Linked DNA regions of Homo sapiens: region 1 is linked to region 2. The links are chromatin loops, found by intact Hi-C in ENCODE. Cell type or tissue: psoas muscle. All regions are shown on one strand. Links, peaks and the distances in the headings refer to the core of each region. The heading gives the core; the rest is flanking DNA. Region 1 has its middle 76 kb from the start of RALY. Region 2 overlaps RALY (RALY heterogeneous nuclear ribonucleoprotein).

The links. Peaks named below come from ENCODE experiments on the same cell type or tissue, not always from the same donor. Only the 100,000 strongest peaks of a DNase experiment are listed, where the experiment ranks them.
Region 1: a loop joins it to region 2, with 8 times the contacts of the local background. A loop is called at or near these places in 21 of 110 quality-filtered maps.

What each region holds. Positions count from the first base shown.
Region 1 is chr20:33,909,850-33,925,654 of GRCh38, forward strand. It overlaps the pseudogene TPM3P2. Among named protein-coding and RNA genes, the nearest start is that of RALY, 76 kb to the right of the region's middle. RefSeq lists a silencer at 10,249-10,448. In psoas muscle, for the core only: a CTCF peak has its summit at 6,018 (motif pointing right); a DNase peak (open chromatin) is centred at 6,022.
Region 2 is chr20:34,059,881-34,075,685 of GRCh38, forward strand. RALY (RALY heterogeneous nuclear ribonucleoprotein) reads left to right here. Exons shown (of 10, transcript NM_016732.3): 3 at 12,186-12,450; 4 at 13,683-13,755; 5 at 13,939-13,986. The coding sequence starts at 12,195. Among named protein-coding and RNA genes, the nearest start is that of MIR4755, 19 kb to the left of the region's middle. In psoas muscle, for the core only: CTCF peaks have their summits at 9,515 (motif pointing right) and 10,164 (motif pointing left); a DNase peak (open chromatin) is centred at 10,131; H3K27ac peaks cover 1,927 bases.

The DNA.
Region 1 (15,805 bases), core at 4,962-9,961, 150 kb before region 2:
TAAAAGGAAACTCCTTTGGATATGCCTGTGGTTCACCAGAGCATGCATATCGCTCCTGCTATTCCCAAATAAACTCTTTGTTTTAAGTAACACAATATATTTGAAGTTTATCCAAGTTTTTGTATGTATCAATTGCTTGTCCTGGAGGGCAACTGTTCTGGAGAGCAGGTCTCTCTCCTGTTTACTTAAGGTAGACATCCTTTTTTTTATTGCTGAATAGGGTTACATTGTATAGCTCGACTACAGTTTAACCATTCCTCAATGGGGAAACATTTGGGGTTTCCAGTTTTTCATGATTATAATTAAAGCTGATATGAACATTTTCATATGTTTTTTGGTTCAACATAGGCTTTTGTTTCACTTGAGTAAATGCCAAAGAGATTTCTGGGTAGTTTGTTAAGTGTATATTTATCTTTGTAAGGAACTGCCAAGTGTTTTCCGGAGAAGTTGAACTATTTGGCCTTCCCACCAGCAATGTGTGAGAGTTCTTATTGCTTGACATCCTCACCAGTGCTGTACAGTCAGGGTTTGTTTGCTTGTTTGTTTGGGTCTTTTTTTGGAGGGACTGGTTCTTAATTTCTTTCTTTCTTTTTTTTTTTTTTTTTTTTTTTTGAGACAGGGTCTTGCTCTATCGCCCAGGCTGGAGGGCAATGGTGCAATCTCGGCTCACTGTAACCTCCGCCTCCCAGGTTTAAGCAATTCTCCTGCCTCAGCCTCCTGAGTAGCTGGGATTACAGGTATGTGCCACCATGCCTGGCCAATTTCTTTGCATTTTGTTTAGTAGAGATGGGGTTTCACCATGTTGGCCAGGCTGGTCTCAAACTCCTGGCCCCAAGTGATCCACTTGCTTTGGCCTCCCAAAGTGCAGAGATTATAGGCATGAGCGATCATGCGTGGCCTGGTTCTTTATTTCAAAAAGACACTCATCAGTCTTCAGTATCAAAACAGTTGCACTATTGATTTCTTTTTCTCCCAGTTGTCGTCAAAGAGGCATCAAAGGAGAGTACATTGTAAGCCAATAAGCTGCAGTTTGTACGCCTAACAGACCTCCTAGAAACTTTACCAAAAAGTGGGGATTAGGTAGGGAAAGAAACTTTAAAAGATCAGCAACCTGCCAGCCTACAGACTGTGGAGAGCTCTCACAGCCAGAGGGGGTAGCCAGGGTGCCAGAAACCCAAAGAAGCAAAGTTTCAAAATAATATGACATTTAAAAAGTTTTGTACACAAGCTATTCAAGATTTCTCACTGACTGATACAAAGCACAATGACATGGCACTTTTAGAGACAGCAGCTTCAAACCCAGAAAAGGGTGATGAGATGAGTTTCATGTGGCTAAATCAGTGGCAAAAACATAATCTTCTTTCTTTCAAGGAGGCAGGAGAGCAATCAAGTGGTCACCTCAATGTAAGGGGCACATGATCCACTCTGTAAGCGGCTGGGAATGGGGTGGAGATGGGACAGAAATTTGGTCTCAGAGGTCTCACCGTCTTAATTTGGTCACTTCTTTTTTTTTTTTTTTTTTGTCCCAGATGGAGTCTTGCTGTGTCGCCCAGGCTGAAGTGCAGTGGCGCGATCTTGGCTCACTGCAACCTCCGCCTCCCAGGTTCAAGTGATTCTCCTGCCTCAGCCTCCTGAATAGCTGGGACTGCAGACGCCCACCACCATGCCTGGCTAATTTTTGTATTTTTAGTAGAGACAGGGTTTCACCATGTTGGCCAGGCTGGTCTTGAACTCCTGACCTCAAGTGATCCGCCTGCCTCAGCCTCCCAAAGTGCTGGGATTACAGGCGTGAGCCACTGCGCCTGGCTTAATTTGGTCACTTCTAATGAAAAAACAAAAAAGTAAAAATAACTTTGTCCAAAGATATCTTAAAGCTGAAAACCTGAACAGCACATTTTTTGTTGCTGTTGTTTTTGGGCTAACTCCTGGAATCACCTTTCTGGTTTGGCTGGTACTTTGTGCAAAGCTATGATTTCCCAGAGTGGAGTCTTTCCCCGGGCTCTGTTTGGTTCTCAGTAAGGCAGGCTCATACCTTTTTCCCTTTTTTCTAGAGAAAGCAATATACAGTAAGCTAAACAGTCACCTTCCAAAAGGGAGAAAGGGATTAGATTGCTGCTTCAGAGCTGTGGAACTATTTGGAATGTTTTACAAATGGTTGCTATAAAACAACAAAAAAGGTAATTACTAAATGTATACAACACAACATGCTTTTAAAGACATTATGTGTTGCACTCACATTCGCTTAAATGTTGTTCCCAAAGGTGCTCAGCCTCTAGCGCAGCTGGAATCTCTGGGAAGAGGCAGAGACAGTTTGGCAAAAAAGACACGTGGGGGAGGTAGGGGTGGTGAAAGGAGAAAGCAGCCTTCCAGTTAAAGATCAACCCTCAGTTAAAGGGCAGCTTTGGGCAGGCTGGCCTAGTTGGAGTTGGGGTCAGAGGGAGGAGCAGTGGCAAGGTGGGACTGGGGTGCTCTGCATCTCATTCAGTTAAGCAGGTCTGGTCTGGCATCCTTTGTGTACAGAGGTGCTCCTCCTTGGTGCATTTCAGTTTATCTTCCAAGTCATCAATTGTCTCTTCCAGCTTGGCTACCGATCTCTCGGCAAACTCAGCCCGGGTCTCTGCCTCCTTGCGTTTATCAGTAAGAATCTCAGTTGCTTCCTCATATCTGTCTTCTTTTTGAGAGTCCTTTTCTTCGGCAGCACTCAGCCACTTCAGGTTCTGGTCCATCGATCTGATCTGCTCCTCCATCTCTCAGCCACAGGACTCTGCCAGCTCAGGTTGTTCCTCTCTGCGTCCCAAGTTTCCTTCAACAACCACCAACTTATGAGCCGAGCCCCATCTTCATGCTTCCTACCTATCTTCTGCAATGTGCTTAGCTTCTTTGAGTTGGATTTCCTGGAGTTTCATCTTTTTTTTTTTTTTTTTGAGACAGAGTCTCCCTCTGTCACCCACTGGAGTGCAGTGGTGCAATCTCAGCTCACTGCAACCTTTGCCCTCTGGGTTCAAGTGATTCTCCTGCCTCAGCCTCCCGGGTAGCTGGGATTACAGGTGCGCACCACCATACCCGACTAATTTTTGTATTTTTAGTAGTTTTACCGTGTTGGCCAGGCTGGTCTTGAACTCCTGACCTCAGGTGATCCACCCACTTCGGCCTCCCAAAGTGCTAGGATTACAGGCATGAGCCATCGCGCCCAGCCTTTTCTTCATCTTTTAAGGCTCGATTTTCAATAACCTTCCTACCTCTCCCACTCTCAATCAGCAGCTTTTACCACTTCTTCCAGCTTTTGCAGAGCAGTGGCCAGGCACGCCTGAGCACTGTCCAGCTCCTTTTCAACCAGCTGGATCCTATGGTTCAAGGAGGCCACCTTGGCCTCAGCCTGTTCCGGGCCCACCTTGCTCCCTCTACTCCCCGCTGGAGGCGCTTAGCTCTCTCCTCTGCATCATCTGCCTGCTGCTGCTGAACCTGGCTCTTGCGCTTTACTGCCTTGATGGTGGCGATCCCAGCCACGGTGCCCACCCAGCCCCTGCTTGTGCTCCAGGTCCTGCCTCTCCACTCAGCACTGCAGCCGTTTCTCCTACTGTCAGTTTCCCCCCCCCCCACATTCCAATAGGTAGCCTCAGTTTTAAAAAATCAGGTCAGTTGGGTCATGCCATTTCTTTGCTTCCACTTTCCAATGGCTCATATCATGCTTAGAATAAAACCCGAATCCTTATGTGGCCCATAGGGTTGGCCAGCTCCTGACAGTCCCCCTGGCCTCTTCTACTCTCCCACTCCAGCTATCCTGGTATCCGTGCTGTTGCTCAGACATGCCCAGATGCCCCACCTTGAAGCCAGTGACCTTGCGGCTTCCTTATCTTGAATGCTTATTCCTCAGGTTTTCCCATGGGCCACCTCCAGAAAAGGTGGCATCTCAAAGCTATCTCTGCGGAAGGGTCTTTGCTCCCCATCCTGTGGCCTGGTTTTATTTTCTTCACATCTTTCATCAACATGTGAAATTATCTTAGCTATTTATTATTTTTAAAATGTATTGGATCTCATTAAAATGCGTGCTTTAATTGAAGTATAATATTAAGTGTATAGCTCAATGACTTTTTTTTTTTTTGAGAAAGAGAGTTTTGATTCTGTTGCCCAGGCTGAGATGCAATAGTGCAATCTCGGCTCACTGCAACCTCTGCCTCCCAGGATCAAGTGATCATCCTGCCTCAGCCTCCGAAGTAGCTGGAATTACAAGCATGTGCCACCACGCCCGGCTAATTTTTTGTATTTAGTAGAGATGGGGTTTCACCATGTTGTCAGTCTGGTTTCGAACTCCTGACATCAGGTGATCCACCTGCCTTGGCCTCCCAAAGTGCTAGGATTACAGGCGTGAGCCACCGCACCTGGCCTCTATGACTTTTTACACATGTGTGCTTGTAACCGTTCCCCATATCTGGACATAGAAGGTTCCCAGACACCCCAGAAAGCTCCCTCATGTCTCTTCTTCTCAAAGGTAGCCACTATTCTAATTTCTATTTGGTTTCTGTCATAGATGAGTTTTGCCTGCCTTTGAGCTTCATGTAAGTGGAATCGTGTAATTTGGACACTTTTTGCCTAAATTCTTTCATTCATCATTGTCTGTGAGATACAGCCACATTTTTGCATGTGGATAAATGCAACAGCAGTTTGTTCTTTTTATATTGCTGTTGCATGGAGTACTGCATAGCAATACCCCATTGCACAGCAGTGTTCCATTGTGTCAGTATAACACAATTCATTTATTCATTCTTCTGCTGGCCGACCATGGGTTGCTTCTGACTGGTTGCTGTTGAATAACACCGCTGTGAACATTTTTACACGTCTTTCCATGGAGAGATGCACTCATTTATTTTGGATATATGCCTGAGAGTAGAATTGCTAGATCATCGAGTAGGCATATGTTTATCAGCTATTTATTCTTTTACTTGTTTATATTTTTTTCTCTTCCTGGACTGTAAGTTCCATGAAGGTAGGAAACAAACTTGTCTTGTTCACTATTGTATTCCCAGTGTGTAGCACAGTGCCCAGCACATAGTAGCTGCTTAATAAATATTTGTTAAGTAAATGAACAAACTTAAGCTACTATCAGCTCCAAGTAAGTTATGACAAAGAACCCAGGACTAGCTACAAATCCTCCTGACATTCGCCCTTCGCAAGCTGATATTTGAGAGCCCAGCTGACTCAGAAGGAGGCAGAGCTGCAGGTGCTGGGTTATTCAGCATCCTGTTATTCTTTGAAGTGGCTCCCCCTCCCTCTCTTGGCCTGCATTGTCACAGCTTGAAATATTCTTTTGATTATGAGAACATTTCCCATTAAGTGTGCATCTCCAGCTTCCCCCCACCCCCCAGTATTTATGAGCTCATAACTCCAGAATCTGTCACAATCAGTGCTGCAAAAGTGTATCTGAATGTAATGAAATAATTTGATGAGAAACGTGGCGGGGAGACAGTTGGAATTTTCTCCTGCCTTACAAACCATCCCCAGGGGACAGGTGTATATAAATCAACACCTCCCTTAATTAAGTAAAACATTTTAGGGAAAAAAACAAATTAATTACCACTTCATGGCACCACCCCAGCCGATTACCCAAATGGTTCACATTCCATAAACCTCACTTGAATTCAGAACTAATTATCACTCTTTTGGTTGGTTTATGCTTCCCAATCTACAAAGATCTGTATTAAAAGTGGGTAGTGTGGTATGGCTTTTTCACTTTACTTTCAGGATGATGTAAGCTGTCAAAAGAATCAAGAATTAAGTCTTAAAAAAAAAAAAGAGCTGAAAATGCAGGGAACGTAGAATGTGGAACATTCAGGGTAGGAAATAAACATCACCTTGGGGTGTTGCTGGGATGGTGGGGAGAAGCCTATAGAGTGCAGGATGTGTGGGGTCTTGTCCTGGCTGAGTCCCTGACTTGCTGTGAAATGTTGGGCATGAACTGGACGTCTCTGGTCTCTTATCTGGGGACCATTGTCCATTACCTGCCTGGCCCCCAGGGGGAGCCCTTGCCTCCTGCCATGTGGTCCCAACAGGGAGTGAGAATCCTGACATCTCTGAGCCTCCATTGTCCAGCCTGGCCTGATGTCTTTCCTAATTATCCTTCCTGCTGGCTCTGGCCTCCCCCTTGCCCTGTGGGCCCGATCAGTTCTCATCTTTGATCCTGCAGGGCCCCGTGGCCAGGGTAGCTGCTAATAGCTTCTCCTATTCCCAGTCCGTTCAGCTGCCTTCTGAGTGGTTCACTCCCCCAGTGGAGCAGGCTGCGCAGGCCTGGCCTTGGCTCTTTTGGACTATGTGTGGGAGTGGGAGTCTCAATGGCATCAAGCACAGTTGGCCTTGGTAGCCCCCTCCAGCTGTAAGCCTTGTAAGTCCAGAGTCCAGTGCTGGCTAAGCCAAGGCCTAACCTTCCCTTGTTTCTGCCACTTGCCCCACTTGAGTGGGTGTGTACATTGTAAGCGCTCAGTCAGTTCTCAGTCACTATCTGAATGTTAACGAAAGACATGGATAACCAGAAAGAAACAATCCAACTCTTTAAAACATTTTTAAGGCATGAATTGCACATAGTACAGTGCATAAGTTATACATGTACAACTCAGTGAATCTTTACTTTGTGTACACCTGTGTAATTCCAACCCAGGTCAAGACACAGGTCATTCCACCTCCCTAAAAGTTTCCCTTCCAGTCAACGCTCCTCAAAAATAACCATTATCCTGACTTCTATCACCATAGATTGGTTTTGTCTGTTCTTGCATTTCATATAAATGGAATCATCTGGTATCTAGCTTTCTGTGTCTGGCTTGTTTTGCCCATTCACTGAGTCTATGAGATTCATTCTTATTGCGGATAGCAGTAATTATTGAACTCTTTTTTAGACTGAAGTTTTAAAAAGTGATTACTTGAGCGATTACTGATTGTTGGTATCTAGCTTGACAGTATGTTGTCCTTTTAAAAAATAACCACATACCAAGATATTTGTGGGCCTAATACTGTCATTACCATATGTACAAAAAGAATAATTTAGCTCCTGTGAGCACTCGAGTACATTCAAATTCCAAATGGAGCAGGGATGAATTTGATTAGGAAGGTGTCTGACTACAGCCCTTCCCTCTTGAGAACCTTCCAGGGCGTTTTCTTATTGCATTAACTCCCATTTGCTGAGTGCTGTGGTTTGAATATTTGTCCCCTGCAAAACTCATGTTGAAATTTAATCACCAATGTGGCAATATTGAGAGGTAGGGCCTTTAAGAGGTGATTGGGTCATGAGGGCTCTGCCCTTATGAATGGATTAATCTATTCATGGATTCATAGGTTAGTGGATTACTGGATTATCATGGGAGTAAAACTGGTGGCTTTATAAGAAGAGGAAGAGAGGGATGAGCGTGGTGGCTTGCATCTGTAATCCCAGCACTTTGAGAGGCCGAGGATAGAGGATTGCTTGAGCCCAGGAGTTTGAGACCAGCCTGGGCAGCATAGTGAGACTTCATCTCTAATTTTTTTAAAAAAGAAGAAGAAGAAGAGGAAGAAAGACTTAAGCTAGCACGCTCAGCCCCCTCACCATGTGTGATGCCCTACACTGCCTTGGGACACTGAAGAGAGTCTCCACCAGCCAGAAGCTTCTCAGTAGATGCAAGCCCTTAACCTTGGGCTACTCAGCTTCCACACTTGTAAGAAGTCAATCCCTTTTCTTTGCAAATTACTCTGTTTCAAGTACTCTGTGATAAGCAAGAGAAAACGAACTAAGACATTGGGTTGCTAGAGAGGTTTAGTATCTTTTCTTAGGGTCATTTATTACCTGTGTAACAGGTAGGTCCTGCTGGGACCCTTTCTGAGGACTCCAGGGAGGGCATGAGGAAGTTGGAGCCTGCTCCCTCCAGGTCATGTGTGAGAGGGTGGGAATAATCTGGGTACACCCTGCAGGTTGTCTCCAAAAGGGTCAGTCACCCCCAAACCCAGGGAACATCAGTGCTGGGGCAGGTGGGGGAAGAATCAGGGTCCACTGTCTCTTGGGCTAGACCCAGGCAATGTCTGTCCCCATGGAACCCTCAGCCCTAATCCCTGCCTTCAGCCCTGAGAGCTTGTTAGCAAGAGGCTCTGATCCAGCAGGTCTGGGGTGGATCCAGGAATCTGATATTTTAAAGCTCCCCAAGTGATTCCAGGGAGTGGTCTGGAGCCAGACTGCTTGCATTTGAATTCCAGCTCTGCCTGTTATCACTGTGACCTCAGCCAAGTAACTTTGCTTCTCTTGCCTTCATTTCCTCATTCGTACAATGGGGATTATAATCGTGCTGGAAGAATAAAATGAATCAATGCATTTATGCTTGAAAAGCACTTAGAAGAGTTCCTGGCACAGAGTAAGCACTCAAAAAGAGTTGGCCACCACCGCCATCATCATCATCATCACCATCCACGGCAGCACCAATGCTTTACCAACGCTTTCACTTTACACACTGAAACTGAGAACCACAGAGGGGTGTGGACATATCCAGAGTCACACAGCAAGACACAGGTGGTACAGGGACCAGAAGCCCAGCTCCCTTTCCCCTTGGGATTGTGTTCTCTCACCCACGTGGCTGGCTAGCCATCCTGCCCAATGTCCCAGTCACATGCTGGGGGACAGGGTGGGGAAGATAGTCTACAGAGTGGGGACTTTCTGAAGGATTATATTAGGTTGGTGCAAAAGTAATCACAGTTTTTGTTTTTGCCATTACTTTTAATGGCAAAAACTGTGATTACTTTTGCACCAACCTAATAGAACTGGAAGTGTTGGCATTTGCCTTTCGCCCACCATAGCAATTCTCTATCCTCCTCCTCACCCTTGAAGGGACCAGCCAGGCCCTCTTTCCCACTTTTGGAGTAAGAGGACGGGAATGACTTGAGTCACCTCTAGATTTCTAAAGTTAGGACAAATATCATATCGCCAATGATCAAATACCACCAATTCTACCTCCACAATGTCTTTTGTATCCAAGACCTCTGCCATACCTGAGGCCTGGCCGCCATCATCGCATGCACCTGGGCGGCTGCACCAGCCCCTCCCTGGCCTCCCTGCTGCCAATCTGGCTGCTTCAATTCACTCTACATACCACCCTCCTCACCACCCCTTGGAGGGATTGTTTAAACCCCCACCCCCCCTGCTATGTATGAGTGGATAAAAATGTGATATCTACATACAATGGAACATTATTCAGCCTTTTATTTTATTTTATTTTATTTTATTTTATTTTATTTTATTTGAGGCAGGGTCTTACTCTGACACCCAGGCTGGAGTGCAGTGGCATGATCCCAGCTCATTATAGCCTCAACCTCCTGGGCTGAGGTGGTCCTCCCACCTCAGCCTCCCGAGTAGCTGGGACTACAGGCATGCACCACCAAGCCCAACTAATTTTTTTTTTGTATTTTTTTGTAGAGACAGGGTTTTACCATATTGCTTAGGCTGGTCTCGAACTCCTGGGCTCAAGAAATCCTCCTAAAGTGCTGGAATTATAGGCATGAGCCCTCACACCTGGCCTCCTTTTTTTTTTTTTTTTTTAGTCAGGGTCTCACTCTGGCACCCAGACTGGTGTATAGTGGTGCAATCATAGCTCACTGCAGCCTCGACCTCCTGGGTTCAAATGATCCCCCCACCTCAGCCTCCCAAGTAGCTGGCACCACAGGTATGCACCACCACACCCAGCTAATTTTTTACTTTTTTGTAGAGATGGGGGTCTCACTATGTTGCCTAGGCTTGTCTCAAGCTCGAGACCTCAAATGATCCTTCTGCCTCAGCTTCCCAAAGTGCTAGGATTATAGGTGTGAGCTCATGCCTGACTATTCAGCCTGTAAAAAGAAAGAAATCCTGTCTTATGCCACAAGATGGATGAACCTTGAGGATATCACGCTAAGTGAATAAGCCAGCCACCTACATGAGGGACCTAAAGTAGTCGAACTCCTAGAAACAGAAAACAGAATGGTGGCTGCCCAGGACAGGGGAAACGGGAAGTTGTTCAAGGGGGAGAGAGTTTTAGTTTCGCAAGATGAAAAAGTTGTAGAGATCTGTTGCGCAAAAAGGTAAATACACTTAATGCTACTGAACCATACACTAAAAAATGGTTAAGATGGTAAATTTTATATGTTTTTTTCTTTTCTATTTTTTTTTTTTTTTTGCATTTTTAGCAGAGGTGAGGTTTCACCATGTTGGTCAGGCTGTCTTGAACTCCTGACCTCAGGTGATCCACCTGCCTTGGCCTCCCAAAGTTCTGCGATTACAGATGTAAGCCACCATGCCCAGCCTGTTTTTTTTTTTTTGTTGTTGTTGTTGTTTGTTTGTTTGTTTTTTGAGACAGAGTCTGGCTCTGTCACCCTGGCTGGAGTGCAGTCACAGGATCTTGGCTCACTGCAACCTCCACCTCCCAGGTGCAAGCGATTCTCATGCCTCAGCCTACCCAGTAGCTGGTATTACAGGCGTGCACCACCACGCCCGGCTAATTTTTTATATTTTTGGTATAGATGGGGTTTTGCCATGTTGGCCAGACTGGTCTCAAACTCCTGACCTCAGGTGATCCGCCCGCCTCAGCCTCCCAAAGTTCTGGGATTACAGGTGTGAGCCACTGTGCCCGGCCTGTTATATGTTTTTTACCACAATTAAAAAAAAAAAAAAACACCTCCAAGTCTCCCCATCACCTTTAGGGCGAACCCAGATCCCTTGCCTAGCTTTGGAGACCTTCTGCACTGTTGCCACCCTCCCACCAGGCACTTCAAGCTACCATGTCCTCAGCCCACAGAGCTCTTCAGCTTTTCCCCGACACGGCTCACATTTGCTCACCAGTGAGTTTCTCCCTGACAGCTTTCCATCTGGAATGTTCTTCCCTCAGCTTGTCAACCTTTTGAAATCCTCATTATCCTTCAAGAACCAGCTCAAATATATCCTCCTCTGTGAAACCTTCTTTTAACCCTCTCCTTCAGGAAGAATTAATGCCCAGAGTGTGTGCCCCTGCTTTTTTTTTCTTTTTGAGACAGGGTCTCACTCTGTTGCCCAGGCTGGAGGGCAGTGGTGTGATCACGGCTCACTGCAGCCTCAATCTCCAGGGCTCAAGTGATTCTCCCACCTCAGCTTCCCCAGAAGCTGGGACTACAGGAGTGCACCATCATGCTCGGCACATTTTTGTAAATTTTTTGGTATAGATGGGGCTTTGCCATGGTGTCCAGGCTGGTCTCAAACTCCTGGGCTCAAGAGATCTGTCCACCTCTGTCTCCCAAAGTGCTGGGATTATATGTATGAGCCATTGTGTCTGGCCCCCCGTACCTTTTTTTTTTTTGAGACGGAGTCTCGCTCTGTCTCCAGGCTGCAGTGCAGTGGCGATCTTGGCTCACTGCACCCTCTGACTCCCGAGTTCAAGCGATTCTCCTGCCTCAGCCCCGCAAGTAGCTGGGACTATAGGCGCGCAGCACCACACCCAGCTAATTTTTGTATTTTTAGTAGAGACAGGGTTTCACCATGTTGGCCATGATGGTCTCGATCTCTTGACCTCATGATCTAGCCACCACGGCCTTCCAAAGTGCTGGTATTATAGGCGTGAGCCACTGCGCCCAGCCCCTATAACTGTTCACATCACCACCACCACCACCACCACTGCCTCAGCTACCATTGAATGGGGGCTTTCTACACACTGAGTACCAGGCCAAACAAGCTGTATGCATCAGTGGCTCAGTTAATCTTCATGAAAACCCACACCGTCCTCATTTTACAGACGAGAAAACTGAGACTCAGATAGGGAATGTATCATGCCCAAGATCACACAGCTAGTAAGTTGTGGCACTGAGACTTAAATCTTCCTAATTCCAGAGAAAAGCATCTGACAACTCAGTTCTGCTCCCCCACACACCTGAGTAATTGCCTTGTCCGTATAATTATTTGTTTTTCTGCCTGCCCAATTAGGGGAGGGCTGTGCCTTAACCCTTCTGGCTCTGATGCCCCATGCCTGGCCCAGGGCCTGGCACAAAGCAGATGCTCATTTTGTGGGAGTTGTTTTGGACACCTTGGAGTAAATCAGTGCCAGTGCTAGCTCCTCTAATTTCACCACTTCTATTAACCCTCCAGGAATTGGCAGGTTGGTGATCACAAAAGAAACATTCCCCAGCCGATCAATAAATAATAATGTTGGAGAATTTAAAATAAGAATCTGGATTATTAAAGTTACAAATCTTTGGTCTTTATACCTTTAATAAAACATGCGTCTATTAATAATGAATACTGGTTCTGGCCTGCTTAGGCTGAAAGGGAGAAAAAATGACCAGTGAAAAGATGCTAATATTTTTTCTCCTTACTTGTTTTGGCTGCCAAGATGCTGCATCCCTGACAAATGGCTCATCATTTAAAAAGGTTTAAAAAGTTTAACTGCACGAAAGGGAAATTGAAGATGGGTTGTTCAGCCTTGTGGGCCCTCAGTGAGGAGAGATTGTTTCTTCTTGAGACATTCTCTCTCTGGTTTTGGTGGGCCCACCTTCTGCTGGTCCTTCTCCTTGACCTCTGGTTGTCTTTCTCAGGCTCCTCATTTTTTGGTCAAACTCTATCCTGGGTTCCCTCCCCTTCCCTCCCTTTCTCTCCCTTCCCCTCCCCTTCCCTTTCCACTTAACTCCCTTACCCTGAGTGACCTCATCCACTTCTGTGACCACCAGTCATCATCTTTTGCACGAAGGAAGTCACTCAGTAGGAGAGATGATCAGAGCGGTAAACAGGGGGTCAGACCATTTGGGGCCTTATAGGCCAGGGTGAACTTTGGCTTTAACTCCAAGAATCCTGGTGCCACTGGAGGCACAGAGGATGGCATGAAACAAATCTCTTTGGAGGCTGTCATTAAAATAGACTAAAGGGTGACAAGGGCAGAATTAGGAAAACCAGTTAGGAGAATATTGCCGTAATCCAGGCAAGAGGTGATGGTAGTTTGGAATAGAGTGGAAGCAGTGAGGAGCTGAGGTTGGATACAGGATATATTTTATTTTTTTAAATTTTAATAGAGACAGAATCTCACTCTGTCACTCAGGCTGGAGTGCAGTGGCACGATCCTGGCTCACTGCAGCCTTGAACTCCTGGGCTCAAGTGATCCTCCCACCTCAGCCTCCCCAGTAGTTGGGACTACAAGTATGTGCCACCGTCCCCAGCTCCAGGATATATTTTAAAGGTAGAGGTGATAGGATTTGCTGAGGGATTGGAGTGGGGTGTGAAAAAAAAAAGGGAGAGGGTTGTCTCCAGGGTTTTTGGTCTGAGCAACTAAAAGATGAGTGTTTTCATTTTCTGAGATGAGGAGGCCTGTGGGTAGAGAAGCTTTGATGATAAGGAGTTGAGTCTTGGATGTGTGTTGTCTGAGATACCTGTTGGATATCTAAGAAGAGACATCAGATTGACAATTGGACATATGGGTCTAGAGTTCAGGAGAAAGGTCCAGGTTAGAGGTATAAATTTAGGCATCATGATCATAGATGTGGTATTTAAAGTCATGAAGCTAGATGAGATTGCCAGTGGAGGTGTATGGCAGAGTGTGAAAAAGGACTGGACTCATGACTTTCCTATGTTTTAAGGTTGGAGAGATGAGGAAGAATCAACAAAGAAGAATGTGAAGAGGCCAGTGAGCTAGGAGTAAAACTAAGAAAGTAAAGGATCCTAGAAGTCAAACGAAGAAAGAGTTTCAAGAGGGGGAATGTCATTATGTATGTCAAGTACGGAAAATGGGTTAAATAAGGTAAGGACTGAGGACTGACCATTGGATCTAGCAACATGGAGGTCATTGGTGATCTTGATGAGGGCATTTAACCTCACTTTGGGCCACTTGATGGTGAAGGTAAAAAGGAAAGCCAGTAGATTCCATAACTCTCATTATTGTCCAGAAGGAAATCTACCAGTTGTTCAAGACACCCCAACTTGTCCTGGGAGCTTGTCATTTGAGTTCTTCAAAGGAGGCATTGAATAATACAGCTGACTCTTGCACAACACAGGTTTGAACTGCATGGGCCCTCTTATATGTGGATTTTTTTTCTACCAAATGCAGATTGAAAATACAATATTCACAGGATGCCAAGTATGCATATATGCAGGGCTGACTTTTCCTATGCGGGTTCCTCAGGGTTGACTTCAGGACATGAGTTTGTGTGGATTTTGGTGTGCGCAAGGGAGGGAAAGTATCCTGGAACCAATTTCCCACATCTACTGAGGGATGACTGCATAATGAATATTGTCAGCAAGAGTTTTATAGCAGAGCCATAGGTCAACGTTTTACTCCCAGGATATAAGCGGTGCTGTGGGAAGCATGGAGTGGGAGAGATTGTCATGTTGAGTATTTATCACTCCACTGATGCATGGAGTGTTCCATCCAGTTTGAGACTGGGCTCTGCCTCCTGGAGAAGCGACAGCAGCCAGGTGCCACTCTCATGGAGACCAAGAGTTAGTGGCCTATGTGGAGGGCCACAAGGCCGCCCTGTTACACAACTCCAGGCAACACATCTACATCATGGTCTATGTGAAATGAGCTTCCTGGTGTTGTGCAGTGCACAAACTGCGCTGCTGTACGAAACAGGCCTGATGTGACAAGAGGCAGCTAAGGGTATCCCCAGAACTCCCAGAGGGATACTGGGACACTGTTGTCTGAAGAAGGGAAAGTAAGTGATGGAAGGCAAAACAAAAGATGCTCACATCCTAACACGAAGGACAAATTCCAGATGGAAATAAGGCACATGCTCTCTTTATTCTTTAATCCCCCAAACTTCAAAAGGAATTTTATTGTTTTCTTCCTGCCATCAAATCTGTGACTTGTTTTAGGGGAAGGACAAGGTACGTGTGTGTGTGCGCGTGCATGTGTGATGGGGTGCGGGGTTATATAGCCTCTACCCTTCTCTCCTTTCTCTCCAAAATTCCTAACTGGGAGGATTTTTCTAGTCATTGGAGGAAAGGTGTTTGGGAATATATTAATTAGAGCAAGCCTAAGCCGCTGTAATAAAGAGGTCACAAAATACAGTGGCTTGAAGAAAAGAGAAGTTTATCCCTCTCATGTAACAGCCTCAAGGTTAAGTAGTGCAGGGTGGGGAGATGGCTCTGTTCCACATGATCACTCAGGTATCAAAGATCCTTTCATCTTGTTTCTCTGTATCCTTCATGGTGTTATCTTCATCCCCATTGTCAGAACTTGGTCACCGCACATCTATGTTCAGGGAAGGAGAAAGAATGTTAGGAAAAAGGTGCCCCATCCCTTCTGTTCATATGCCATTGGTGACAACTTAACCATGTGGCCACACTGGCCACAAAGAAGCCTGGGATGTGTTGTTGCTAGCTGGGGAATCAGCATTTGTTCAGTTTAAGCTCTATTACTGTGGAAAAAACTTAGAATGGGTTAAAGTAAGTAACTGGCAAAAACTGGTTCTTTTTGCTCTCATCTCTTTTCTAAGCATTTTTATCTCTCAAATTTAGAAATGGAAAATTTGGGCCAGGTGCAGTGATTCACGCCTGTAATCCTAGCACTTTGGAAGGCCGAGGCAGGAGGATTGCTTGAGGCCAGGAGTTTGAGACCAGCCTGGGCAACAAAGTGAGACCCCATCTCTCCAAAATAACCTTAAAAAATTAGCCAGGCTTGGTGGCACATACCTGTGGTCCCAACTATTCAGAAGGCTGAGGCGAGAGAATCACTTGAGCACAGGAGTTTGAGGTCGTAGTGAGCTATCATTGCACCACTGTACTCCAGCCTGGATGACAGAGTGGGAACCTGTCTCTAAGAAGAAAAGAAAGGAAAGAAAGAGACAGCGAGAAAGCAAGGAAGGAAGGAAGGAAGGG
Region 2 (15,805 bases), core at 7,664-12,663:
ATCTGCTCTAGAGGGTCCTCAAAGCACAAGGAGGCCTTGGTGGGAACCTTTGCTTAGCGTCCTCTTCCACCTAATTTCTCAAGTTGTATTCCTTATGAGCTCTGGCAGCTGCATTGTTCCATATGCTCATTTATTTATTCATTCAGCACTTAATAAGTACCTACTCTTGTCTTTCCTTTTATGTTCAAGGCACATTTCCAAATACTAGAGTTTTGGTGAGACACTTGAAGAGACTTTATCGCATCCACCGTGATAGTATTTTTTTCCTTGATCACAGTTCAGCTCTAGGTTAATATTCCATTAGAACTGACCACCTTCTCTTTTATACTCACATGGAAAAGTTATTGCAGGTTCCAACAACAACAATAATAATTGAGGTTGAGCATCCGTAAGTTGAAAATCCAAAATTCTCCAAAATTGGAAACTTTCTGAGTGCCAACATCACATTCAAAGGAAACGCTCATTGGAGCATTTCAGATTAGGGATGCTCAGCCAGTTAAGTATCTGCAGATATTCCAAAATCTATAATCTGAAATGCTTCTTGTCCCAAGCATTTGGATAAGGAATACTTAACCTGTAGCAGCAGGAGCTAATATATTCGCATGCTTTCTGATGTGCTGGACACTATTCTGAATGCTTACATGAATTATTTTATCCTCTAACAACCCTAGAGATATGTATTGCTATTTCCATCTTACAGGTAAGATAGACACTTCCCAAAAGGTCATGTCAGCCAGTTCAGTAACAGAGTGAAGGCATTTGGTTTCAGGTATCTCCTGACGACATTCCATGTCCTGTCACACAGGAGTAAGGATTCAGGCTTTGGCTCCTGCTTGATGTCAAGCCATGTATTTAACTCCTACACACAGCAAGCTTTACCTCTCTGTATACTGTGTCATATGACCCACTCAGCTCTGAGTTATGCTGAAAGAAAACACTACATAAGCTCAAAGCAAAAAGCAGTTTTGTACACTGATGAAAATTTGACGACGCACATGGAAGATTGAAGGTGCACTAATTGTGCCTTTGAGCACTGGTTAAGAGCTACTCAATTTGCCCAGTCATAGTCTTAGGTAAGTACAGTAGCATTCAGGAATGAATCTGGTGTCCATTCCTCTCAGCTCCCTAGATGGAGAGAGAAGACTGGTTTGTAAACAGCCATGATAAAAGACAGAAAATGAGAAAACCTTTTCTTCTCCCTTTGACCTTCCTGGCTGGTTTCCTGGTGTTTGTCAAAGTATGGAGAGAGGGTCTGGAATACCAGACTCTTCAGGAATATACCCCCAGGCTTCAGGAAAGTGGTTCCAGCCCCCCATTAAGCCTAGATTGTCTTCCCTTGCAGGATGTAGCATGACGTAGAGCAGAGACCAAGATAAAGCACCATTAGAAGTGTTTGGTGGCAAGTCCTTAGTCTCCCTATCCCCTTCTCTCTTAAGAGAGAGACAAGAAAAGGAAAAAAATTGGATAGTTTTTTGTAAATTAGTCTGACACCAATGTCTAAAAACAATCAGGCTGAAGGACTTGGAAAGAAATGAAGTAAACTTCATGTTTTCTTTGCTTTGGTTTCATAGAAGTTCACAGTTGGGCAAGAGTGGCTTAGAGCTGTGTTACTCAAAGTGAAGTTTAAAAAGCAAAACAAAAGAAAAAAACTGGTTCTTCACCACAAATAGTTTTGAGAAGTACTGACTTATTTAGTTAGTGTGACAGTGTGAAAAATAACCTAAGTCTTTTGATTATGAGATTAATAATACCTGCCTCAGAGTACTGTTTTGGGGATTATTTGATGGTAAATAATATTTTGAGTACTTAAGATTGGCCTACTGCTATGCACTGTATGTGTATTATTTAATCTTCTCCACAATTCTGTAGTAAGTTTTCTGAAACTTTGGATAGGTTATAGGACTTGCCAGAGGTCAAAGGTGTGGTAAGTAAGCAAGTAGGTAGAATTTGAATGGGAGTTATGTGGCATGTTCTGTGTAAGGAGCCTGTTCCACATGAGGGCTCCCTTGTCACTGTACTTTCTCTGTATCACTAATGGTAAAGATCTGCTTTCTTTTTCTATCACTGACCCTAACTTACTTTGTTACCTTGGGCAAGTCCCTTTCTCTGAGACTTAATTTTTCTTATTTACCCTCAAGGATATGCCACATGACCTAGGTTTTTATTCCCTAGATCATGCAGCATATCCTAGGAACCAGGGACTTTATTCATCTCTGGTTCCACAGCACCTAGCTAGATAGGCCTGGCATATCCTAGGAACCAGGGACTTTATTCATCTCTGGTTCCACAGCACCTAGCTAGATAGGCCTGGCATATAATGAGTATTCAGTACTGAGGCCATTGGTTACTCTAGAGGATCTGTAAGGCTCCTTTTACTCTCTACTTTCTCTGAACATCCTACATACTTTATTCTCTGCCTTCCCCACCCTTCCTCAACATCATATTTTCTACCTAGTTCATAGGACAGCATGACCTTATTTCCTTATGTCTGCCTGTCATAAGCAGTCTTGATCCTGCATACTTTCAGACAGCCCACATGATACCTATGTTTTTATTTGTCTGTGAAATGTGACTAGGATAAACCACCAGGGATAACACAAATTAAGGGGTAGAAGGGGCCTGCTCACAAAATCAGAAGAACACTCTTATTCCATTCCTACCCAGTTGGGCCTGGGCCTATGGCAGCCCTGCCAGGCCTGAGTAATGGCCATAGCCTGGAGCAGGGTTTTCCTTGAGCTCCATCGGGGTTTCCAGTAATTGGAACATGGCACCTTCCAACTTGTAATGGATGGCAAAACAAGAGGGGCATTTGTCACTGCCTGACTTCCCTGTGGGAAAGAGGCTCATAAGTCACAGCTGACAAACCCTTTGATGACTTTTAAACTTCATTTACAGAACAGAATAGCTATAATCAACCAACAGCAAGCAGTGACTAATCTTGCCACATTATCAGTGTGAGGAGCCAACTCTTAAGGCATAGGAATGGGGCGGGGGCCATCCCCAAAGCTCACAGCAAGTGCTGATTGGCTCTTGGACTTGAGAGTATGCCTTCAGCTAGGCCCTGTGAGTTTATGCTCAAAGGATCAGTGTTAGGAGGTAGAGGAAGAAACTGACCTCCAGGCAGATACAGGGCATGCCCAGTTTTGAAGCCATTCTGGGCCAAGATTATGAGACCAGCTCTGGTCTCGCACATATTCATCCTACCTCTGTCATTTCCTGGCTTGAGCAAGACCAGACACCAAGCTTTGGTTTCATCGTATGTGAAATGGTCACAACATGTATCATCACTATCTCATAGCAGAAGGCTTAGTGCAGTTCCTGGGATGTAAGTACTCCACAAGTATTGATGATGGTTATCATGATCACATGTTTGGGCCTGGAGTACCTTTTGTGGTCACATGGTTTAAAACCTAGGTCATATGGCATGTCAGCAAAGCCAAGACCATTCTTCCTGTGGATGGGGGCTCAGTGGGAGCAATCTAGTGGAATGGGAATAACACAGGCTTTAGAATCAGACAAGCCCTTGGGTCTTTCGGTCCAAAGCATGCAACTTAATGTGACTGTAGACAAATTAAGCTGTTTCTGAGTCTCAGTTGTATCTGTAGAGTGCAGATGATACTACATATCTCATTAGATTGTGATCAGGATTACAAGAGATTATGCCTGTAAAGCTTTCAACTCAGTGCCTGGTATAAAGTTCTACATATTAAATTGTATGTTCCCTTTTTGTTCTCCCTCAAGGCAAGAATAAGTATGCATCTATCCAGGGAAGCAGGAGACAGCAGTGAAGACATTCTTGTATTTCAAACTTCTATTTCCAGCTCTATGTACAGGAGGAAGAGGAGAATAAGGGGATCAAAGAGGAGAAAGGGATACATTTTGTATATTGTTCCTCCCTCCTGCCAGGCCTCTTCTGGTGTCACTACCCAATGGGAATTCCTCTTAAACACTCTCCCTTTTGGTAGAGCCTTCCGTGCTGCTCCTACCCCTTCTCTGATCTCTCAGACTACTTTGCTTGGGGAGTAGACCATCTCAGGGCACGTGTGCCTTGTGGCCATGGTAGATGTCGCCTGCTGGATTGGGATTTGCTTGAGGTCCCAGACCAACCGCTGGATAAATAAATAAATAAATGATTGGTTAGTTAGTTATTTGATAATACCTGGCCCATAATTAGCTCCGTGTTTGGATATTTATAATTACAATCAGATGGATAAGTCTGTGTTTGGATGACTTATTTGGCAAAAAATAAAGAGGTTGACAATCATTTGTAGGTCTTCAATTCTAACTCAGTATCGGGGATTATAGGCATAAGTTACCTACCCATCCCTCCTTAACTTGTCCCCTTCCTGGAACTATGAAGGGGAGCTTGTCGCAGATGGTAAGCCTCAGCCTAAGGCCACAGACAAGAGTAGAGTTAGTGTTCAAGATGCAGGGAGGGTGGGATTATATACCCAGAGCATGCTATGGGGAGATAACTGAGGCCTGCCTTCTGTTTCTGCTTTGGGGTATCCTCTCAGGGCCCATTAGATATGGATACCAATGTCAGTAGTATAGGACCGCGCAGTACAGTTGAGGGGTGAGAATGACTCAGCAAAGCTGGAACCCCTCTTGGCTGGTGGTTCCGTCCTCTCCCAGCCCCATTCAGTAGTGGTTTGACAGGAATGGGGCAGGGACACCTTTGTGAAGTTTCTAGGTTTGGTTGCAGATACTAGGACAAGGGAGAGCATGCATAGGCTCCCTACTCCCTACCCCCAACTCCCTTACTCTCAGGCAAAGTGTGATGCACAGGGAGATGACATAGTAAAGAACATACCATCTTAGGGCTGGGATGTGGAGGAGCTAGAGTGCCAGGCTAGGTTCATCTGTTTTCATAGAGCATTTGGGTTATCCAGTTTCTTAATACCTGCTAGTCCCACCCATTATACTAGCACTTTACTCATATTATCTCCAGTTCTTATCCTAATTCTGGGAGGTTGGTATAATTTCCGTTTTGCAGTTGAGGACTCTGAGGCCCAGCAAGTGAAAGGATATGGCCACAGTTACAGTTTCAAGTGATAGGTCTCGGATTGGAACTCAGTCCTGTCGGACTCTAGGGCCTGAGCTATTTTTGCTATTTCATGTGCATTTGTCCTTTGTTACTAAGAAATCGTTTTTAAAAAACAGGTTCCCAGAGAGGGGGCTTCTTGAAAAGCAAGTAGAGCAGAAGACTGGTGAGCACGGTGTTTCCCAGCATCTCCACAGTGCCAGCACAGAGGAGGACACTCAAGAAATGTTTGTTAAGTGAGTGAAGGAGATAGGAAGTGGGTAATAATAGAAATTGGCATAATCCATATTCTTTGATAGTACATTACAGATGCAACAGAGCGCTTTCACATCAATTAGCCTATTTGATTCTTGTATCAGACCTGAAAGGTAATCAGGGAAGAGATTATTTCTGTTTTCGGATTAAAGACAAGAAGGCCTAGGGAAGTTAAATGACTTGTTGCAGGTCACATGACTAAGAACAGCAGAGCCAAGGCCAAGCCTTCTGGACCTGTAGCCTGCACTGCTTACACTTCACCCATCCAGGAGCTTTTGCTGTTTGACATGCAGGGAGCTGACTCATGAGAGTGGGAATGGTCAGGAACTAAAGAGCATTCCTTGGGAAATTAGTCCTGTCTGGCCAGTAACAATCATTTGGGCACTGCTAATGAACCAGGGCTTGGCCAGTTTAATGAGATTAATAGATGTTCTGTCATCCCTGGCCGCCTGGTAAAAGCAGGAGCCTCTGGACCAAGGAGGCCCTGGACACTGATGAGTCTAATTGCTTGACTTTCTCCAGAAATAGTCTTCCCATCACTAGTAGCTGTTTTCCTTCTGAACCACCCGGATGTCCCCAGGGTTATCTAAGGGCAGAGAGCTGGCCACAGGCTGCTGTGACCCTCATCCCCATGCAGGAGAATAAGGCCAGAGGGGTCCAGCAGGACTGAACCAAGACAGAGACTATAAATAGCATTGGGGGCATCAAGACCTAAAGCAGCAGCTCCTCCCTTGAAATGAGTATTTCAGGAGGAAGAGATTTAGTGCTGGGGAGGATTTACAGAGTTCTCTGAGTGCCTGAGACTAGACTTGATCTGATAGGATTTGGAGCACATGAGGGGTGACATGGCAGAGTTTTAGAGTGTTAAGACAGCCATTGAGACAGTGGAATGGAGAGTGTCGAGTAAGAAGCCTTGATTCAGGACCCCTAGCTACACTCCCCTCACCAGCTGGTTGACCTTAAGTAAGTCACTTATCTTTGCTGATCCTCTTTTTTTTTTTTTTTTTTTCATTTATAAAATGGGGCGGGATGGGTGCAGTGGCTTATGCCTGTAATCCCAGCAGTTTGGGAAGCAAAGGAGGGTGGATCAGGAGTTCGAGACCAGCCTGACTAGCATGGTGAAACCCCGTCTCTACTAAAAATACAAAAATTAGCTGGCTGTGGTGGCGGGCACCTGTAGTACCAGCTACTCAGGAGGCTGAGGCAGAAGAATTGCTTGAACCCGGGAAGCGGAGGTTGCAGTGAGCCAAGATCGTGCCATTGTACTCCAGCCTGGGCAACAGATGTCTGGTGAGAGCCCTCTTACAGTTTCATGGACAACCATCTTTTCACTGTGTTCGCACATGATAGAAGACACAAAGTAGCTCTCTGGGCCTCTTATTTGTTTATTTTGTAGAGATGGGGTCTCATGATGTAGCCTAGGCTGGTCTCCAACTCCAGGCCTCAAAGGATCCTCCCATCTTGGCTTCCCAAAGTGCTGGGATTACTTGCGTGAGCCACTTCCTGGCCTGGGGCTCTTTTTTTTTTTAAAGGTATTAAACTCATTCTTGAGGTCTTTCCCTTCCCTTTGGGACCTCATCACTCCCAAAGCCCCACTTCCTAATACCATCACATTAGGGATTAGGTTTCAACACACAGATTTGGTGGAGGAGGCACATTCATACCATAAGAGATATAAACTGGCTTTGTTCACTAAAATTCTGTACAACTGTGAGGAATTGTAGTAGAAAAGGGAAAGGGTGAGGACCAAGGAGAGCGTGTGTGGCTGACTCAAGGTAACATAATCTTGCCAGGGAAGTCAGAACCCAAGGCATCCCTGTGCCATGTGCAATCTTGCCCCTGCAGGTGCCTGTTTTTGAGGTCCTGATTCCAGTTCTGGCTTTGCTCTATTAACCAGTTACCTTGCTTCTCTGAACCTATCTCAGTTTCCCTATGTCAAACACCTCCTCACAGGGCTGTTGTGAGGGTTAAATACTGTAATACTGTGCAGCATTCAGTAATTAGTGGCCGTCCTTTTCTTTTTTTCTTTTTTTGACGGAAAGTCTCGCTCTGTCGCCTAGGCTGGAGTGCAGTGGCGGTGATCAAACAGTTCTCCTGCCTCAGCCTCCCAAGTAGCTGGGATTACAGACATCTGCCACCATGCCCGGCTAATTTTTTTTTTTTTAAAGTAGAGACGGGGTTTCACCATGTTAGCTAGGCTGGTCCTGAACTCCTAACCTCAAGTGATCCACCTGCCTTGGCCTCCCAAAGTGCTGGGATTATGGGCGTGAGCCACTGTGCCCAGCCAGTGGCTGTTGTTACTGTGACGGCTCTCTGGGTGTCTCATTTACCCAAAGATCAGAGGTACCTTTTAGGGCTTTTCTACCTTTGCAAACCCCTGCCACTTTTCTCCATGTTCAGGCTTGTTTTTTGTTGAATTTGTTTTTGCCACATTTCTTCTACTCTTACTAGCCTGGAGAAGCAGGCCCATCCCTTTGAGCCGTAAATTGCATTTCAAAGCCTGTTTCACTAGTGGATTTTAATTAGCTTAAAAGGCCCAGCTTTTATGCAGCAATTGTTTCTCCTGCAGGTAAAGGTGAAGGCACTTATTGGGGAGCCAGTCCCCAGTTTTCTCAAACGTAGCTTTTTTCTTTTTTCTTTTTTTTTTTTTTTTGAGACACTGTGCTCTCTCCCAGCTCCTCAGTGTCCTGGGGGCCTGTCTCTTACCAGCCCCAAATGAAAAATGGAATATAAGGACCCTAGACTTAGCGTCAGAAGACCCATGGGGTAATCTTGTCTCTGCTACTCACTAGCTGTAGCATCCTGGCCAAGTTTTTACTGTGGGTAAAACTTCTCTTCTGTTCTTCCGAGTAAGAGCATTTATAAGCTCCATGTGCACACAGGTCTCTGCTCATCTGACATTGCAGAAGTCTCTAGGAATAAATTTGCTTCTCTCCTTTCCCCCAGCCACCAAGAACAATCCTTCTACCCACCTCTCCTCAGCTCATTGCTAAACCTAGGACCCCTGGGGGCTGCAGACACCTTGCTCTCAATTACACAGCTAATCTGTGAGGCAGAGCTTGGCCCAGGGCAGGAAATAGCTTACCAAGTGAAGTAGCTCCTGCTGAATGGATGTCAATATTTTCTAGGGCTGCCACTCTAAGCTAGGGGGTACCTTGAAAAGCATAGGAAGAATTGGGTGGGAGGGATTGAGTTGGTCTGTGGAAGTGGGTGTTTGGTTGAAAGATTAGAAAATGGTATCTGGGACCTCTGCCCTAGTGGTCCTAACCACTTAAGGCAGCCCACAGCTAGACCTTCTGACCACCTCCTGGGACATATGTTTAACCACTCCCTCCCTAACATTGATTGAACACTTACTGTGCCCCGAGTTTTGTCAGGCCTGCCCTATAACATTTGCAGGGCAGAGTAATAAGAGTACAAATAGAGACCCATGTACCATATGTTTAAACATTTGAAGGTTCTGAATGAAGCTAATAAATTGTGATGTTCCCAACAACCTGGAATACCATGTCTTAATTTAGAATTCTTGGACTCATTAGGATTCTGTACTTGAACCTGGCAGTTCAGGGAGACCTAGCCTGGCTCTACCTCCTTTTCATTCCCTTTCCCACCTCTATCCCTCACTTAGAGGAGCCTCATCAACATGTGTGTGGTCACTCAAGCCTTTGCACACCCCCACAGATACCTGTCTCCTTGGGCTGAGGGAGTCCACACAACTGTAGCACATCCCACTTTCCAAAGGAGTGTACAGGGCATGAAAGTGGATAGGGGGCTGTTTAGACGAGGAGCTCAAGAGGTTGGGTACCTAGCGCATGCCATAGGTGAGCATTTCTCCTTTTAACTGCAGATTTCTCACCCAGAGCAGCATTTGCAACCACATACATACACTTCCCAAGTCTCTCCTCTACAGATCAGAAAACTGATCTTCATATGCCATGGCTTCTGGCTGCCCCTCCTTGGCATTATACAGAATGTGTTCCACTGTGACCTTTACCCTCATCTAGAATGGGGTTCGCAGATGGCAGTATTGGAATAAAGAGGTGCAAGCCAGTGTAATTACAAGATCTTGTGAAGGGCTTTAGGGTTTGCAAAGTCCTTTTATGTACATCATTCCAAACCCCAAGGAATGAGAGAAAAGACTGGCAGGGCCAAACCTTAAAAACTTGGCTCACCAGTCAAGGTGAGTCCTGATCTCGTCACAATACCACGAACAGCTGTTCAGCAAATGCTTCCTGCTCAGTGGTGCTTGTGGCTCCCAGTAGAGGTCACTCTTTGTATCTCTATCCACACCCCAGGCTTGGTTGACTCCCTCTAGCCAAAGCAGGTGGCTTCTCCCTAGGCCAAAACTATAGCACTTTGAGCTGAACCACCTAGGAGAGAATCATCTGATGCCCACACAGGGGCCCTATTAACTTCTTGTATACCCGTGGATAGACAAGGAATTAACCCTTGAATGGCTTGTCATCCATGTAGGAGAGGGACTGTCAGCGAGAACTGTGAGGAATGGCAAGCCCATGGGAAAAACATGTATTGAGCATTTCCTGCCTCGTATGCACAGTGTGTTACTACCTTTGTGTCCCTCACTGCCTGATAAGTGTAGATGAGTGGAACCAAAGGCAAACTGAGTAACAAGAGTCTGTCTCTTTCCAAGTCAGTTCCAAAGCTGGCACCAGCCCCTTCATCAGTAGCAGTGATGGGACCCTCTCAGCCCCTTTCCTTTATCTGAGATAATGCACTGCTGACTCTAGTATATCCATTGGGTTCACTTTAAGCCTAACCCTGGGAGCAGTTTCTTCCCAAGTTGGGCTCACGTCCAGCCTATGATTCCCTTGTAAACAGTACCACCTGCTGGTCAGAACGTGCCAGCTTCCAGGCTGGGAGGATTTAAGAGAAAAAGAGTCTCTTATCCCCTAGTGGGATAAGAGATACAGATGTATCTTTTCCAGTTCACTGAAAAGAAGTCCCCCCAAAATATTAGGTAAATAGGTTGGCAGACTGATGAAAGTTTTTATATATGCTATTTGGAGTCTTTTATCACCTGAAATGGCCTTAAGGTTAGGTTACTGAGATAGGAGGGTTCCAAAAGGGAGTGGCATCAACCTGTACCAATGAGCAGAAGACTGGGCCGGGAACTGCCAAGGCTTAACTTGAGGCTTTTCCTACTGAAATTGAGCTTCTCTCCTTTCCCCTTTCCTCTTGGAGCCTATGCCCAGCCGTAAACTGTACGGGAAAAATTTGTACAGCCCTTTGGGGTAAAAGACCTGGCCAGAATATAGAGAGCAAAGGGTAGGTGCAGTCTCATCTCTAAGCCAAACAGAACAAAATTTGAACGAGTTAGTATTAATATGGGTAACTAAAAAATAAATTTATTAAAAATAATTCTCAGGTGAATGTGCTGACTTTCTGTGGTATCTAAATTGGCTTTAGCTCTGGGAAGCAAAATGATAAAGTTGAAAGAAATAGACTTTAGTGACAGACTGACCTGTGTTCGAATGCTCATTACTAGTAAGTTAATGAACTTGTCAATCAGTTTCTGGTAAAATATGAGTAATCATGACATTAACTTGTGGGATCTTGGGATTATTCAGTATTGTATACCACCCTTAGCCACAGCGAGTGCCTGGTGAGGCTTTGTGTTAGTCCATTCTTGCACTGTTATAAAGAAATACCTGAGACTGGGTAATTTATAATGAAAAGTTTAATTGGTTCACAGTTCTGCAGGCCGTACAGGCTTCTGCTTCTTGGGAGGCCTCAGGAAATTTACAATCATAGTGGAAGGCGACGGGGAAGTAGACACGTCTTCATATGGCCAGGGCAGGAGGAAAAGAGACAGTGGGAGGTGCTACACACGTCTAAACACCAGATCTCACGAGCAGTCACTCACTATCATGAGAGCAGCACCAAGGGGGAAATGCATGATTTCAGTCACCATGATCCAGTCACCTCCCACCAGGCCCCACCTCCAGCACTGGGGATTACAATTAGACATGAGATTTGGGCGGGGACACAAATTCAAACCATTATCGGGCTTAGCTAGCATACCCTTTTCAAAATGGTTGGTAGCAATTCAGACAGGTCTGTGTCTGGATCAGACTAAGCAGTTTTCTTTTCTTTTCTTTTTTTTTTTTAGACAGAGTCTGGCTCTGTCGCCCAGGCTGGAGTGCAGTGGCTTACTGCAACCTCCACCTCCTGGGTTCAAGCAATTTTCCTGCCTCAGCCTCCCGAGTAGCTGGGATTACAGGTACCCGCCACCACGCCTGGCTAATTTTTTGTATTTTTAGTAGAGACGGGGTTTCGCCATGTTGGCCAGGCTGGTTTCGAACTCCTGACCTTAGGTGATGCACCCGTCTCGGCCTCCAAAGTGCTGGGATTACAGTTGTGAGCCACCATGCCCGGCCCCTGCAATTTTCATCATATGGTGGTGGTCTAGAGTAAACATCACTTGCAAATACCATGTGACCATGGTTCTACATTGAAGATCTTCAAATTTAGATCCTGAATGGGATAACATTTGAGATGAGCATTAAAGGAGTAGACTCAAAAGAATTAGAGTCAAGCAGATCAGGGGGTCAGATCCCAGCCCTGCCATTCACTAACATTGTGGTCTCTCTGAATGTGAGATTTCTCCCTTGTAAAATGTTGTGGTTCTGCATATCATGTGAGTAACAAATGAGGGAATGTATGTAAAGCACCTGGCATGAGGTCAGCAGCCAATATGTGGCAACTCTTGGTAATATGACAAGAAAACAAGATGCAGGAACAGGTAGGCTGGATGCTATAAGGGTTAAGGAAGGTAAGAGGCAATTCATTTATCCAGGATATGGGCCGTGGGCAGTCCTTGAGCCCAGCCCAGGGACCCAGCTTCACCGAGGCTCTTTTTCTTCAGGTGGGCACCATGTCCTTGAAGCTTCAGGCAAGCAATGTAACCAACAAGAATGACCCCAAGTCCATCAACTCTCGAGTCTTCATTGGAAACCTCAACACAGCTCTGGTGAAGAAATCAGATGTGGAGACCATCTTCTCTAAGTATGGCCGTGTGGCCGGCTGTTCTGTGCACAAGGGCTATGCCTTTGTTCAGTACTCCAATGAGCGCCATGCCCGGGCAGCTGTGCTGGGAGAGAATGGGCGGGTGCTGGCCGGGCAGACCCTGGGTAAGCCTCTCTTCACTATATTCTCCTAGTATTCTCTAGAATAGCTGCTATCACTATCCAGTTCTCAACCCCCTTCTCTCTTTCTCTCACCGCTACCACTGCTCTGAGATTTTATAAATTTATAAGCTATGTTTAAGTTTTAAATAGTTATAAAATTAATCCCTATAGGGAAGAATTTTAGAAGCCTCTGGAAAACACTTCTGACCTGTCTCTGCTTTCTCAGAGCTTCTTAGTGACAGGCTTTACAGTTCCAGTTAAAATGCAGATTCTCCAGAGAAAGAGAACAGAGTGGCCTAGAACAGCCTGTTACACCGGGTACAGATGACTTAGGTTAGAACCCTTTCTGAGAGCGAGCAGGAGGGCCTGAGAGCACAAGGACAGTGTGAATACGCTTGGTTTTGGTGTCATGTCCATGTGATATGACTATGCTAGTGGTCTCTCTTGAAGTATGTACAGTGTTCATGCATGTGCATTTACTCCTGTGTATATGTGTATGTTTGAAAAGGGGTATCTGTATGTGTTTTTTCCTGAACAAGAAGTATATGGATTGACTGAACATGTGGAGATATGTGGACACAACCCTTGTATGTATAGATGTAGTGTGTGTGTGTGTGTGTGTGTGTGTGTGTGAGAGAGAGAACATATTTGAATGTGTCAGCAGATATACATATATTCATTTACCAGGTATTTATTGAGACCTTTTCATGTAGTAAGGACTATTCTAGGCATGAAGGTGTTTGGTAGAACATCCATGTGAATGTGCATTGGCTCATTTGCATGTGGGTAGTTGTCTATACTGAGTGTACTTGAGAATACACGTTACCTGTGTGTGAGTTTCTTACCTGGATATGTGAATGTATGTGTGAGTGTGGCTCTGTGTATGCGTTCCCATGTACCTGATGTGTTACGCATTTACATGAGTGTATTTGAGAATGCATATAGGAATATTCGACGTGTGTGTGTGGTGGGGCGGGGGGGAGGACATGTTTATGAGCATGCCTGGATGGATCTGAAAGTGTATGGACATATAAACAGGCATATCCATGTGATACCTGGATATGAATCTAATGTTTGAAGATTAGATGTATGAAGACCTTTGTTGGCACCATCAGTGAGCAGAATCCATGTGTATACCGTGTAAGCACATGAATTGCTGTGCGTGTGCATGAGGTTGATGTGTGTGGGCACACTGTCATGTTAGCATTCCAACTCTGCCTTCTCCCTCCACACAGACATCAACATGGCTGGAGAGCCTAAGCCTGACAGACCCAAGGGGCTAAAGAGAGCAGCATCTGCCATATACAGGTGGGGCTGTCTGACTGTCTGTCTGTCTGGTGGGATGACTCTCTCTTTCCACAGAGGGAGTAAATGCTGGTGTGACAGTGTGCTGAATCTAGAACTTGGGGAGGTGTCTGGAGATGAGGGCCTGTGGAAAGTGGGCTGAGTGGCCGTCCCTAAGCTCCAGCCCTCTCCCCTTTGTTTCCCCAGTGGCTACATCTTTGACTATGATTACTACCGGGACGACTTCTACGACAGGTGAGCAGGGGAGGGGCGTGCCCAGGCATGAAACAGCCAAGCTGGAAGGGTCTTGAGAGATTGTTGGTGCAGCCCACTGAGTTCTCCAAATGAGAACCAAAACCCAGAGGTTTGCCTGGGGTTGCTCCACCAGTCGGTAGCAGAGCTGAGACTGGGGTCCTGTGCTGCAGGTGCTCAGGCCAGAGCTCCTACCACCATACAACACTGTCTGCCATGCTAACTGCCCTTTTTCCTTCTTGTCCTTGGGTGAGGCTCAAGGAGACCGTACAGCCAAGAGCTATGTAAGTGTGGCTAGTTGGAATACACAACAGGGTACAGCGCTGGTTGCAGGGAGTTTGAGCCCTTCCCTCTGTGAGGTGCCCAAGCAGCTGGTAGGAGCCCCAGAGCTCAGTCTAAGCTTCTTGGGTTTATATTTAGAGACAAGAGGCCAGCAGCCATTTGGAAGTCTAATTAGTCCCTGGCGGGCTGTGGTCTACCCTGCACTCCCAAGCCCTACCCAGACTCCAGCCCAGAGGCTGTGGGCTCCCACTACAACAGCACTAGCCACATTCTTGAGTAGAAATCATGGTAGATACTAACTCAAATCTCTCCTCCTCCCTGCTTCTCTCCCTCTGTCCAGCTTAGCCCACCCCAGGCAGCCCAAGAAGAACAGTGCCTCTCTGAGCATGAGTCGTCCGCCCCCATCCCCACCCCGCCCCTGTGAGTCGTTTCAGGAGACAGTGTGGTGTAGTGGAAAGTGTCTTAGCCTGGGGGTCAGAAGATTTAGATGCTAATCTCAGCTCTGCCACTGAATGGATTATGTGATCTTGGGCAAATTCCCTTCCCAGTTTGTGAAATGGGCTTGCACCAAGTGATCTCTCCAGGCTCCTCCAGCTCTGGGATTCTGTGGTTCAGTGATTCTGACCAAGGCCAGAGCCGTTCCCTCCCCTTGGGGGCAGAAATGCAGGGTCTGGGATCGGATCCATTCCCAGAGACTCTCCATCTGCAGCCATCACCACCTCCAGGAAGGGGCTCCCTGAACAAAGGAGCCCCAAGGAATGGGGCTTTTGCCCAGTGATGGCAGGTTTCCTGGCCGTTGTCAGGAAAATTGACCCAAAGTTTACCCCCTGGGCTGCGATTCCCTGAAAAAGGTGGCAGCAACAGATGTCAGAGAGACCACTTCTCAGCCTACTGAGTTTCTGCCTGGTCAGCTGGAAAGGAAGCCCTCCTAGAGAGGGCTTGGAGATGACTTTGGTTGGGGGCAGTGCACAGCCTGGGAGCCCTGGGGGGGTCTGATTGAGCTGCCCAACCTTGATACTCTACCAAGCCCCTGGCCTTTGTCTCTGGAATGGAGCACGAAGGATGTGGTGATTAAGGAGGTCAAGTAAGGAAAGGGCTTAGAGTTCAGTCTTATGCCTCTGAGGTCATGGGTTCGTGAATTGAGGGTCTCAGTACCCTGACCTTTCATCTATTACACGTTCTAAAGTGTGTTTTTAACCGAATTCTTTCATGCTGTGCCCTTGGGTGGACACTGAATGTGGATAGCCATCCTCATTTGGCATATGGGGAAACTGAGGCTCAGGTAGGCTCAGTTGACCCCCACTCCCATACCTCTCTATTCCTAGCTGGGGATTTGTGCTGCTTTGAGATTTGCAAACTCTGAGCAGAGGTTGGGGTGGCAGTTGACCAAGCAGAAGCCAGGTCATGTAATAGAGCAGGCCTGGGTGCCAGGGGACCTAGGGATGTCTCCTCTTTTGAATGGGGTATAACTGCTACCACCTGATGCCTTGCCTGCCCTTACTGGGCCTGGATGGTTGGAGAGGTTGTAGTGAGGTAGTGA